2 separate regions of the Homo sapiens genome follow, and region 1 is linked to region 2. A link is an interaction called in ENCODE POLR2A ChIA-PET data of the cell type or tissue named here. Cell type or tissue: A673. All regions are shown on one strand. Each heading gives the region's core, and the rest is flanking DNA. Links, peaks and the distances in the headings are about the cores only.

Evidence for each region. ChIA-PET counts read pairs that join two places held together with the same protein. Peaks named below come from ENCODE experiments on the same cell type or tissue, not always from the same donor. Only the 100,000 strongest peaks of a DNase experiment are listed, where the experiment ranks them.
Region 1: POLR2A ChIA-PET joins it to region 2 with 14 read pairs; 5 of 35 experiments call an interaction of 5 or more read pairs at or near these places.

Annotation. Positions count from the first base shown.
Region 1 is chr1:232,592,354-232,597,731 of GRCh38, forward strand. The region is part of intron 1 of SIPA1L2 (signal induced proliferation associated 1 like 2); the gene reads right to left. Among named protein-coding and RNA genes, the nearest start is that of SIPA1L2, 35 kb to the right of the region's middle. In A673, for the core only: no CTCF peak of the experiment used is centred there; no DNase peak of the experiment used is centred there.
Region 2 is chr1:232,535,219-232,540,596 of GRCh38, forward strand. All of the region lies in intron 2 of SIPA1L2 (signal induced proliferation associated 1 like 2), which reads right to left. Among named protein-coding and RNA genes, the nearest start is that of SIPA1L2, 92 kb to the right of the region's middle. In A673, for the core only: no CTCF peak of the experiment used is centred there; a DNase peak (open chromatin) is centred at 3,213.

The DNA of each region.
Region 1 (5,378 bases), core at 151-5,150, 57 kb after region 2:
AACACATCTCAACTGGTATAGCTGAATGAGACCACCTGCCACTTGGTTTGCAAAGGTTCTTAATTTGGGGTAAAATTGTAGCCACCTAAAATGTTCAGATCTAAAAATACAAGTATTCTTTTATAAATCAAGTCTGTTGATCTTAAATCAAATTAACTCTGGTTTATATGTGAAAATAAAATAAAAAACTGATTTATCATGTAGTCTATACACTCCTGGCCCTCAGGTATTGAAAGACTAAGAAAAACTTAGTGAATCAAAGGAAGGAAAGTTTACTGTTACCCCAAAACTTTGTAAACTGCCAGGTTTTCTAGAACTAAACAACAACAACAACAAATCTTTTTTAACCTTTCCATAAAGAACCTTAGAAAACTTGTAATAAAACTAATTTAATATAAAATTAAAATGAGCACTAATATTTCAAGCTTCAGTTTATCCTCTCCGAATGTTCACAGGAAAAAAAAAAAAAGGTGAAAATGCCCTTTTCTTCTCTCCTTAAATCCTCTATTTCATAGTCTTCTGCTGTACGACTGGAAAAATGGAAGAAGGGGAAATTAGTCCCAAGTAATGAAGAGAATCAGTTCCCTGTAATTCCTGACCTCAGGAAATTCTCGGTTTTAATAGTGGTGCAGGTGCTGGACACATTCAGGTAGATCCACATTTTTATCTGGGCTGAACACACCCAAGTAAATCCAAATGACTTAGGAAACTCAGACAGCAGCTGCAAAACGACTCTGAAGACAGCGTGTTCAAGGGCTGCATAAATTATTACATATTGTATCACGTATTTACAACAAACACAAAACATCACATTTAAGAAAAACAATAATATATATTTTTCTAAAAGTCCTAAGTCAAATATTCAACTCTCTCATAGAGATATCTTTAAAATGTTAAAATGAGGTATCTGGTCAATTCCTGTTTAACAAGCATAAGTAATAATGATGGGCCACATTTCCTGAGTCCTTTCTGCAGCCTGGGAGAAAGGCTGGGGTGAGGAACCCGCTCAGCACGCACGGGCTGTGTGCTTTCAGCTTCTGCACTGACACCTTTTTCTAGATGTTCCTGAACATAAGCAGGATATTAATGGGGGCGCTTCATTTTAAGGCCTAATCTGGAGACATTACATTTTTTTAAATGTAGCTCGCAGAATAAGAATTCTGAAACCAATTTTAGTTTGGTTTCAGAATTTACCATCTCCAGGGTGCTTTTCATAAAACGATTTGTTATGGTTTTGTTCAAATGATTACATAGAAACAATCCAAACTATCTATAAAATGTCACTAAGTATCTTAGAAGTCAGAGTGGCCAGCATTTTCCAACAAGTTGTTGAAATTAAATGAAAAGATACAAATTCTCAGTAACACACACGCACACACAAAAATAAATAAATAAAAATTAAAACATCCCACTTAAATCGTGTCAAATAAGCAATATTCAAAGTAGGAACAGGTCTTTAGAAAAGTCACCTTTCAGCAAATGGTTGTACCGCCCTCACCTAAGGGGCCTCTTTATACTCCGTGGACATCCAGGGCAGACCCTGCTTGGGCAGGCACAGTCTAAATGGCCCAGCCTCAAAGCCACAAGGGCAAGCTCAGGCCCCTCAGTCAGCCCTGCTCAGCTGGCTCCTGCCCTCCTGCCCAAGCGGTGGGACCTCTGACCCTCTAGTAATCTCTAACCTGTCTCCGACAAGCCTGACCTTAGCCCCCTATTAAATCTCAAAACCCCACCCTGGCAGCATCCTCAGCACTCCCCTCCAGTCTCCTCTCCAGATAGAGTGAGATGACCTCACTCTATCTGCCCAGTCGGACTAGAACAGGCTTGTAGAGTGTGACTCCTACTGATTCCATGGAACTGATAACATAAGAAGTGAAGGTAAAACATGAACAAAGGAGAGCGTTGCCACCAGAGGGGAAAGGAGACAGTGGTAGAGCTGCTACGGGCAGAGCTGGCTGTGGGGAAAAAGCAAGGAATAAAAATCAACAGCTGGTGCTAAGGAGAGAGTAAAAACAAGGGGAAAAGTTGAGTCAGAGGAGCTGGTGTCAAAGATGAGCACACAGGAGAGACGTGAGTGAACACCGAGCGGAGCCAGGGCGGGGACTCCTGCCCTCACCTCATTTTATGCTCATCATCACCCACAGCCATCGCTCTGTCTGGAGTAGCTATGGCCAGACAGTTTTTATTTCTTTAGTTTCCATCCTCACTCTCCTTCTGGGAAAAACAAATATCTTGGGACCAGTGCTTAAGGGAGTCAATTTCAATGCCCCTTTACCCAGCCTCTTTCTAGCTATTCTTTTTAAGTTTTTTTTTTAAAAATCAATAAGCTCCCTTGTTCCCACCAAAGTTTTTCCAGTTCAACAACCCTAAAAAGTCCTAGTCTCTAAATTTCATATGCTTATTCTTAGATCTAATCAGAACCTCCCCTGAAATATTCTAACACCATTTAACTTTTTTATAAAGCCTGCAGGTAATGCCCAAGCACCTCAGGTCTCAGGCAGGCCAGTGGTGTTCCACTGCGGCTACACTGTACCATCACCTGAAGATCTGCAGCGCCCACACCCAGGCTGCACCCATTCCAATTAAACCAGAAGCTCTGCAGGGGCCCAGGCATCTGTTTTTGTTGTTGTTGTCAATGCTCCCAGTGATTCCAATATGGAGCCAAGTTTGAGAGGGCACAAAAGAAACACAGCCAAGGTGCCCATTCGGAGGAACAGGAACAGCTACACAACCGTGGCTAGCTGCTAGTGATGACTTACCTTGCTTACCACTTTTCAACTGCCCCTTCCCTTAGTAATAAGTGATGTTGCTAGGTTGAAATCATTGGTCCACTGGCTAGTGAGGTCTGGCCCTCAGTGTCTTCCCAGTCACCAACTCTCTCATGCATACAAAGAATACTTACCCCCAGCTCATCTAATTTCCAGTCCAATGGGCACAAAGCCTCGGGGCAACAAAGAAGGCCTTCACTCTAATAAACTGGTTGAAATAAAATTAAATTAAGCCATAAAAGAGAAAAATGCAAAGTCTGGGCCCCAAACTACAATTGAAGGTCTAGCAAAGGGCGGCCAGAGGTCGGAAAGCACACCACCCTTTGTGCTGGGCTGTCACTGCTGGGCTGTCACTGCTGCACCGGGCGGCTTCTGACTCCTTTCAGCTGTCACATTCCTCACAAAGGAGAGAAGGCCAGGGGTCCGGACGTTCCCCCCAGCACACTAATCTCATTCCACCCGACTCAAACTCTGCTCTGGGTCTGCAAAAGTCATCTTTTGTGCTCCCCCAACCAAAGAGGATTTCAGATTCCTGACTTTCATATGAACTGTCTAACTTTCAATAGGGAGGGAATGGTGGACTATGTTTAGGTAGAGTCTGTGCTACAAATGACCATTTTCTTCCAATGCTCATTCGAAAATGAAACCCTTTTTAGGGTTTTAGGAATATTTGGAATTTAAGCTTTTGTTCCTTTAAATGTTTCAAAGAAATAAAACCTATTTTCATTAGGAATAGATGGAAATCATCTTTCTAATGCTAGTACCGAGGATCGAATGGGTCCAAATATGTTAACCAAATGAAAATATTGCTTTCCACAATGGTTGACAATTACCTTAGAGTTCCACTGCCCATAGAGCTCACTGGGAAAAAAGTGAGTAACTTCCCTTGCTCTTTTCAAAACTGTTCAGCCTCATGAATGATGCCTTTGGGATGCTATTTGTAAGAGGTTTTAAGCTGAAGATGGGGGTGAGGGTGGAGGCTAGACACAAAGAAGAGGAGAAAGAAAAGAAGGTTCTAGCTTAAAACTAACCAGGATTCCGGAAAGTCAAAGGGCTAGTCTTGAAGTGGTTCTGCTGATGCCCAATTCAGGCTTACCCTGAATATACTGCATGCTCTTAGCTCACCGCTCACTCTCTCAAATCCATTTTCCCTCATGAAACAACACAAAACATACAGAACATCACACTAGAAAAGCCTCCCCAACACTCACATGCTATAAGAAAACTGCCCTATGTGTTTCCCACATGTGAAACGAATTTCAAACACACACTGCCACTGAGGCATCGTCTGCTGAAACTAACTTCACAGGAGAGCTCCATCAAAGCAGAACTGGGCCCCAAATCACCAACAAGGAAGGACCCTAACATAATTCTTTGGTTGCTGAATTTATTCATGCTATTATAAGACATTTAGAATTGCTTACAGAAAAATAAACTGTTAAATATTTCTTGTTTTATCATTTTGTCAATAAATATATTCTAAATATCAATGTTCATATGAAGGAAGGGTAAGATGTTTAGCTCCTTGAATTAAATAAATACTCTATTAAATTTCCAGTAGTTAACCTATTTGTAGAAAGAACAGCTTCTTCTTATTAATATTGAAACAATCACTACAGGGAAGAAGAGTTTTTGAGAAGCCTGTTAGTGAGAAGTGCTTCTTCCCCGCTTCGCCTGTGAGGGGATCGATGAGTTAACTCTGGGACTCTTCCACTCCTGAGAAGTGCAGGGACTTATCTGATTAGAAAATGGTTCATTCCCGGCCTCCTCCTGCTCAAGGACCAGGCCACCGTGCAGGCAACATGCCACCTGGGCCCAGTAAGTTAAATGGCCTAATCCTGAGACTCTGCTGGCAGGACCATTTGGTTTTCACAACAAGCTGTGGCCTCCAACCTTGCCTCTATCAATAATAAATGATTATGTGGGCCTCTACTTTCACTTTCCTTACGGTTTTTAACTTTTTCAAAGCTTGGGCAGGAAGAGGGTTCTATGAGCATCCCAGAAACCCCAACATCTGTGAATGGGTAACAGTATCAATTTCACTTCCCAAAAGGGCACTTAACCTAACAATGCACCGATGAATACAGCCAAAATTAAAACGTGGCATCAATACCCCACACACACAGGCCTGCAGGCCTGGATGGCAGCCCCCAAACACAAACAATCCAGAGGAAAAGGCACAAGGTGGGGATAGTGAACTGGTAGAGGCCAGGTGACAGCAGCCTCTATGGTGGGACTCAGGGGCCTGAACATCAACCTAAAGAAGTAACAAGATTTGGCCGGGCGCGGTGGCTCACACCTGTAATCCCAGCACTTTGGGAGGCCAAGGTGGGCGGATCACAAGGTCAGGAGATCGAGACCATCCTGGCTAACACGGTGAAACCCCGTCTCTACTAAAAAATACCAAAAAAAAAAAAAAAAATTAGCCGGGCGTGATGGCGGGCGTCTGTAGTCCCAGCTACTCAGGAGGCTGAGGCAGGAGAATGGCATGAACCCAGGAGGCAGAGGTTGCAGTGAGCCGAGTTTGCGCCACTGCACTCCAGCCTGGGCGACAGAGCGAAACTCTGTCTCAAAAAAAAAAAAAAAAAAAAAAAAAAGTAACAAGATTTGATC
Region 2 (5,378 bases), core at 112-5,111:
TATGCCTAAGAAACATCCACAACATATGTTTTTTTTTAAAGCTGTCATAATTTAAAGTCTCTCTAAACATCTACTGTTTAATCTAATTTTCCTTCATGAATGTCTGGCTTCAGCTCAAATTGAATCAACATTTCCATTATAAATCTCTATTTTCACATGTTCCTGGTTTGATTGTAAAATGTCTTTAGTCTGAAATATGACACAAACAGAAGCCGGAATTTTAATGTTCTTCATTGGCAAAATGGTTTCACTACAAAACCAAAATCGCAGTTTTCTCAAGCCAAATGTCTAGAAATTAAGCAAAAAGAAAAGTAAAATTCTCTAGAAAAGTTTTCAGTTACAAATGCTATCCCAGGTTCTAAAAGAATAATCTGCCAAGTCATTATTAATATTAATTGCTACACATCTAAAGAAATTACATTTAACTTGAATATGAATATATACCATGAGCCTATGTCCAAATGCAACTGAATGCCAGACATTCAGTTCACATCAAATGCACCGTGCCTCACAGTAAGGAATTCTGTACTCTATCATTGATGTCTTTTAACAAGTTACTTTGTGAGGTATGTATTATGAATGTTGAAAAGCAACAAAAAATTGGCATTAGTCATTTTTATTAGGCCTACTGATTTTTTACATATTAAAACAGAAATATAAGTGAGGCAGACTGCTCATAAAAGAGATTTAATGTTCCATCAAAGTTAGAAATGTTAGAGTCTCAAGTGACTTTCTCCTTAGGGATATGTTCTGTAGCTAAAACAGGTGAGAATTCTCTGAAACTTGGATTCCAGTGGTTGACAGAGCAAAGGGCACACACTGCCTGGGAAGGCATACTGAGGACCTGCCAAGGAATCTGGTGAGAAGAGATTTGGCTGCTAGGTCAGAGACAAGGAGACCAAGGAAGCACGACAGATCTGAGAGCGCAGGAGCTGGGAAAGGGCGAAAACAAGTCTATGTTATCTAAAAGTCAGGTTATCCCATTCCAGCTTGGGCCTGAGGCATCTCTCGCCTCTCTCCCGAAATCCTTCACTCTCTTTTGGCAATGCAGCCTCATCTCAGTAACCATGAAGCAGAATATTCTTACCAATGTCTGGTGTATGTAGATGGTTTTCACAGGCAAAACACCTTTAAGGAAAACTGGAGGGAATCTAACTTAAGGCCTGGGAATTCAGAGATGCTCAAAACTATATTCTAGCCGTAAGGGTCCCAACCAACCACTCTCCTGGCCTCTTGAATCATTGCTTATGAGGAACTACTTTCTTCTCACCCTGTTTCAGATGGTATGTGACACCAGTGATGCAAAGCCCAGGGACTGAGAGAAATCAGCCCACCAAATAAAGAAGCCTTTAGGCTGAAATGAAAGCCAGCCTACACCATCATTAAAAATCTGTCAACGGACTGGTGAAAAAGAGTTCTCCAAAAATGAAAAATAAAACAAACAAACAAAACGACAGAAGTTCTAAGTCTAATAAGCTCCTTCTTTTTCTCTTGTAACTGCAATATTGCTATGGATGATTTCACTATATAAGTAATAAATAAAAAGTTCTTCTGCCTAAAAAAAAATAAGACGACTGACAGGAGGAGTAGTTGAGGTGATAAAGAGTCAAAAACCAATTTCTCTTGTGTCCAAATATTTGGGATGTCTTATGGCTGAAGATGTTTTATCTCAAAGAATGTGCTTTAATTTGGAACTATTCTTTTCTATACCACATCATGTCGTAATTACATTATGGGCCAAGCACGGTGGCTCACGTCTATAATCTTAGCACTTTGGGAGGCCACAGCAGGTGGATCGCTGAAGCTCAGGAATTCGAGACCAGCCTAGGCAACATGGTGAAACCCTGTTTGTACAAGAAATAGAAAAATTAGCCAGGTGTGGTGGTTTGCATCTGTAGTCTCAGTTACTTGGGAGGCTGAGGTGGGAGGATCACCTGAGACCTGGGAGGTTGAGGCTACAGTGAACTGTGATTGTGCCACTGCACTCCAGCCTGGGTGACAACGTGAGACCCTGTCTCAAAAATAAATAAATAATAATAATTACATTATGTATTAATTTGGTGGGACCAAGCAATTTGTAAATACAGAATGTCCTACTTCTTGGAACAAGAAATTCTGATCAATAAAATTAAGAAATATTCCTATGTACATAAGTATGCAACTAAACCAATAGTATAACAGCAAAACATCAGAGTTGCTTAAGAAGAACAATAGTAGCAATACATCGCTTTATAGTGCCCACATTAAAAATATACTAAAATTCAAAAGATAAAAAAAAAATGAAGCAACAAGGAATACTTCACAAAATAGGAAAATGATAAATTTTCTTAATTTAAAAATCCCTGAAGCTTTGGTTTTGTGTCCGTCACCCTTGTTTAGCAGGAGCAATGGTGTAATAATGGCTAGTAGCACAGATGGGCTGTGGAGTCAGACGCCAAGGTCAGAACCACAGCTCTACTTACTAGACCATGTGTAGACATGCAAGTTAGCTAACCTTTGTGAGCCTCGATTCTCTCATCTGTAAAATGGAGAATTAATAGGACCTAACTCACAGGACTGCTGTGGGGATTAAATGAGCTGAGGCAGGTAAGGCTTAGAATAGTGCCTCCCATACGCAAATGTGTTCCACAGTTATTATTGTTCATTCATGATCCTTAAACTATCTACATATAACCTTTCTACCTCTAACTATGATATTTAAGCTTGTCCATTTTTCATTCACTGATTACAGACTTCCTAAATGACAAAAATAACCTAAGTGTAACCCTTTTTGTAATAAACATCATTTATTTAAGTTATCTGTGACAATCTCCCAGGCAAGTTCTTACCCCATCAGTGAGGAAATGCTAGGTTCAAATCCTCATTAACATTGGTTACACAGAAACAACAAAAAGTCTCAGTAATTTCAAAGGCAGCAGAATAAAGCTGAAATATCTCCATTTTGGCACAGGTGGGATCACGGTCAGGCCAGGATGGGGCCAGGATGGGGATCTTCTGCTGACACCTAGCTCAGCAGGCCATGGGGCTGTTGAGGGCATGCACCAGAATCACTCAGGCATGTCAGACAAGAGAAGAGGGGGTATGGGGCAGATGAGGAAGGTCTCCTAACCCTACAAACACCCACTTCTCTTCTCCAACACAGAGAACAGTAACTGGCCCTCAGCAGGGGTTATACCTCCAGAATGACTCAGAGGGAAAGAATGCCTGGTGCCTCCGCAATATCTGATCCTTTCAAAGCATCGTTCCACATGAAGGCACTCACTCTGTATGGCACCAGCTCCCTTTCCACAGAGTCCCCCAACACCACTTTCCATTAAAACCTTTTCACCACTGGCACTCAAATGGCCTATGTAAAATTACTGGTTTCAAATTATCCAAAGAGAAGTGGTACAGAGAATGCTGCCATCTCTATGCTAATTCCTACTTCATATAATCTTAAAGTCCCCCAGGCTTAGTGTTTTGTGACCCCCCCTCCCCCACTATACACACATGTGCTTGTATACACACATAACTGAGAAGAAAAACTTTCAATAATTTGATGATCACATGAAGGTACAATTTGAGTAGAGAGCTCAAAATTTCCCAACCATCAAGAATGTGACAGTGGGTGGGTGAGCTGACTCACCACTAATGACAAAGACAAAATTTGACCTCAGCATCTAAACCTGCAAGCGTATATAGAATATCATGTTCTTTTTTCTATTTTTGTTACCTATTCAGACAGCTGACGAATATTCCCAAGATGCAAGTTTTATCTACCTTATTTTCTACTCCTCTTAATCCTGTTTTGATTGCTGGGGGAAGTAGCAGTCACATGCTCTGTTTGTGGCAACACAGAATGAAAATCCTCTCCTCAGAGTCTCCTCGTCAAGCAAACAGCAAATCTGTTTATTCATCATCTTCGGTTCACAATCTCCAGCCTTCTACCAGGCTAACTACACAAACCGCTGCAGGTGAAGCAGCTCAACTCCTCTGTCTAACCTGATGCCAGTTGAAACCCTTGGGGTAGGGTCTTATCTAGGGCTTCTTGGTAACTAGTGGACACCTTAGGCAAGGCCTTGAGAGGTGCGAAACAATCTGAGTCCTTCCTACTACTTACAACTGCAAAAAGTCTAAGGGTCTGTCACTCAAAGGTCAAACGAGAACACTCAAAATCACTTAAACTTCATTTGGTCAAGAGAAATTAAGTAGTTTCCTAAAAGTCAAACAACCCTGAAAATGACCTGAACATCTTCAAGGACGGGAGAAGACATAATAAGAGATTTCCCCTTCTGCATCTTTGCCTTCAATTCTGCACTCCCCCGAGTAGATCTGGGCCCACTACCTCAGAAATTTGGTACAGAGCATCACCAGGCCAATATGCATGAAGACTGAGGTTTTAAAGGAGAGGATCTCACGCAGGTTGTACAAGAAGAGCAAACACAACTGACCTGGAGAGCAGCTCTTCTCTCATTCTGTGCTCTCCCCATTCCCCCAGGCCCACCCTCCAGAACCAGCTAGAGTTGGGATCCCAGCTGCACCCTGTGGCCAGCCTCTTTCTACCACGAGTCTGACGACAGCCCTCTTACTTCAGAGAGCCCCCCAGTGACCTGTCAATCTAGATCTGGCTCCTCTGAGCTTCATTCTACCAGTTTTCATTACGCATTTTTTCTTCTGTGTGGACTACAAGGTCAAAACAAAAATGAAAGGTCTGTGTCTAACTTGTTCCTGCAGTATGGAGAAAGCTGCATGGTGCCCAATGCGAATGCCTGTATAGCGTGTAAAATAGTGTCCAGCTCCCAGCAAGTTAAAACTTCAAATAAAGGCCGGGCACGGTGGCTCACACCTGTAATCCCAGCATTTTGGGAGGCCGAGGTGGGTGGATCATAAGAGGTCAGGAGTTCGAAACCAGCCTGGCCAACATGGTGAAACCTCATCTCTACTTAAAATACAAAATTTAGCCGGGCGTGGTGGTGGGCACCTGTAATCCCAGCTACTCGAGAGGCTGAGGCAGGAGAATCACTTGAACCCGGGAGGTGGACGTTGCAGTGGGCCGAGGTCACGCCACTGCACTCCAGCCTGGGAGACAAGAATGAAACTCCATCTCAAAACAACAGCAACAACAAAAAAACTTCAACTAGAAAGCACCAACACTGAAAGCAAGATGGCAATGAAGTGGCACCTTCAAACTGGAGTATTCATTTCACTGAGCCAGCCTCTGCCATGACAGCCTCTTTGCAAACCTTCATTGGTTTCGATTCTCCAACACCCGTTGCCTCCATTGCCCATCCCCTCTGAATGAGGGAAGGAATTCACAGTCTTCACAGTCAGAGGGCACTCAAGTGAGTCAGGAAAATAAGAGAGCAAAGGCCAACCAGGGGTATCTCTGGCAATTTCCA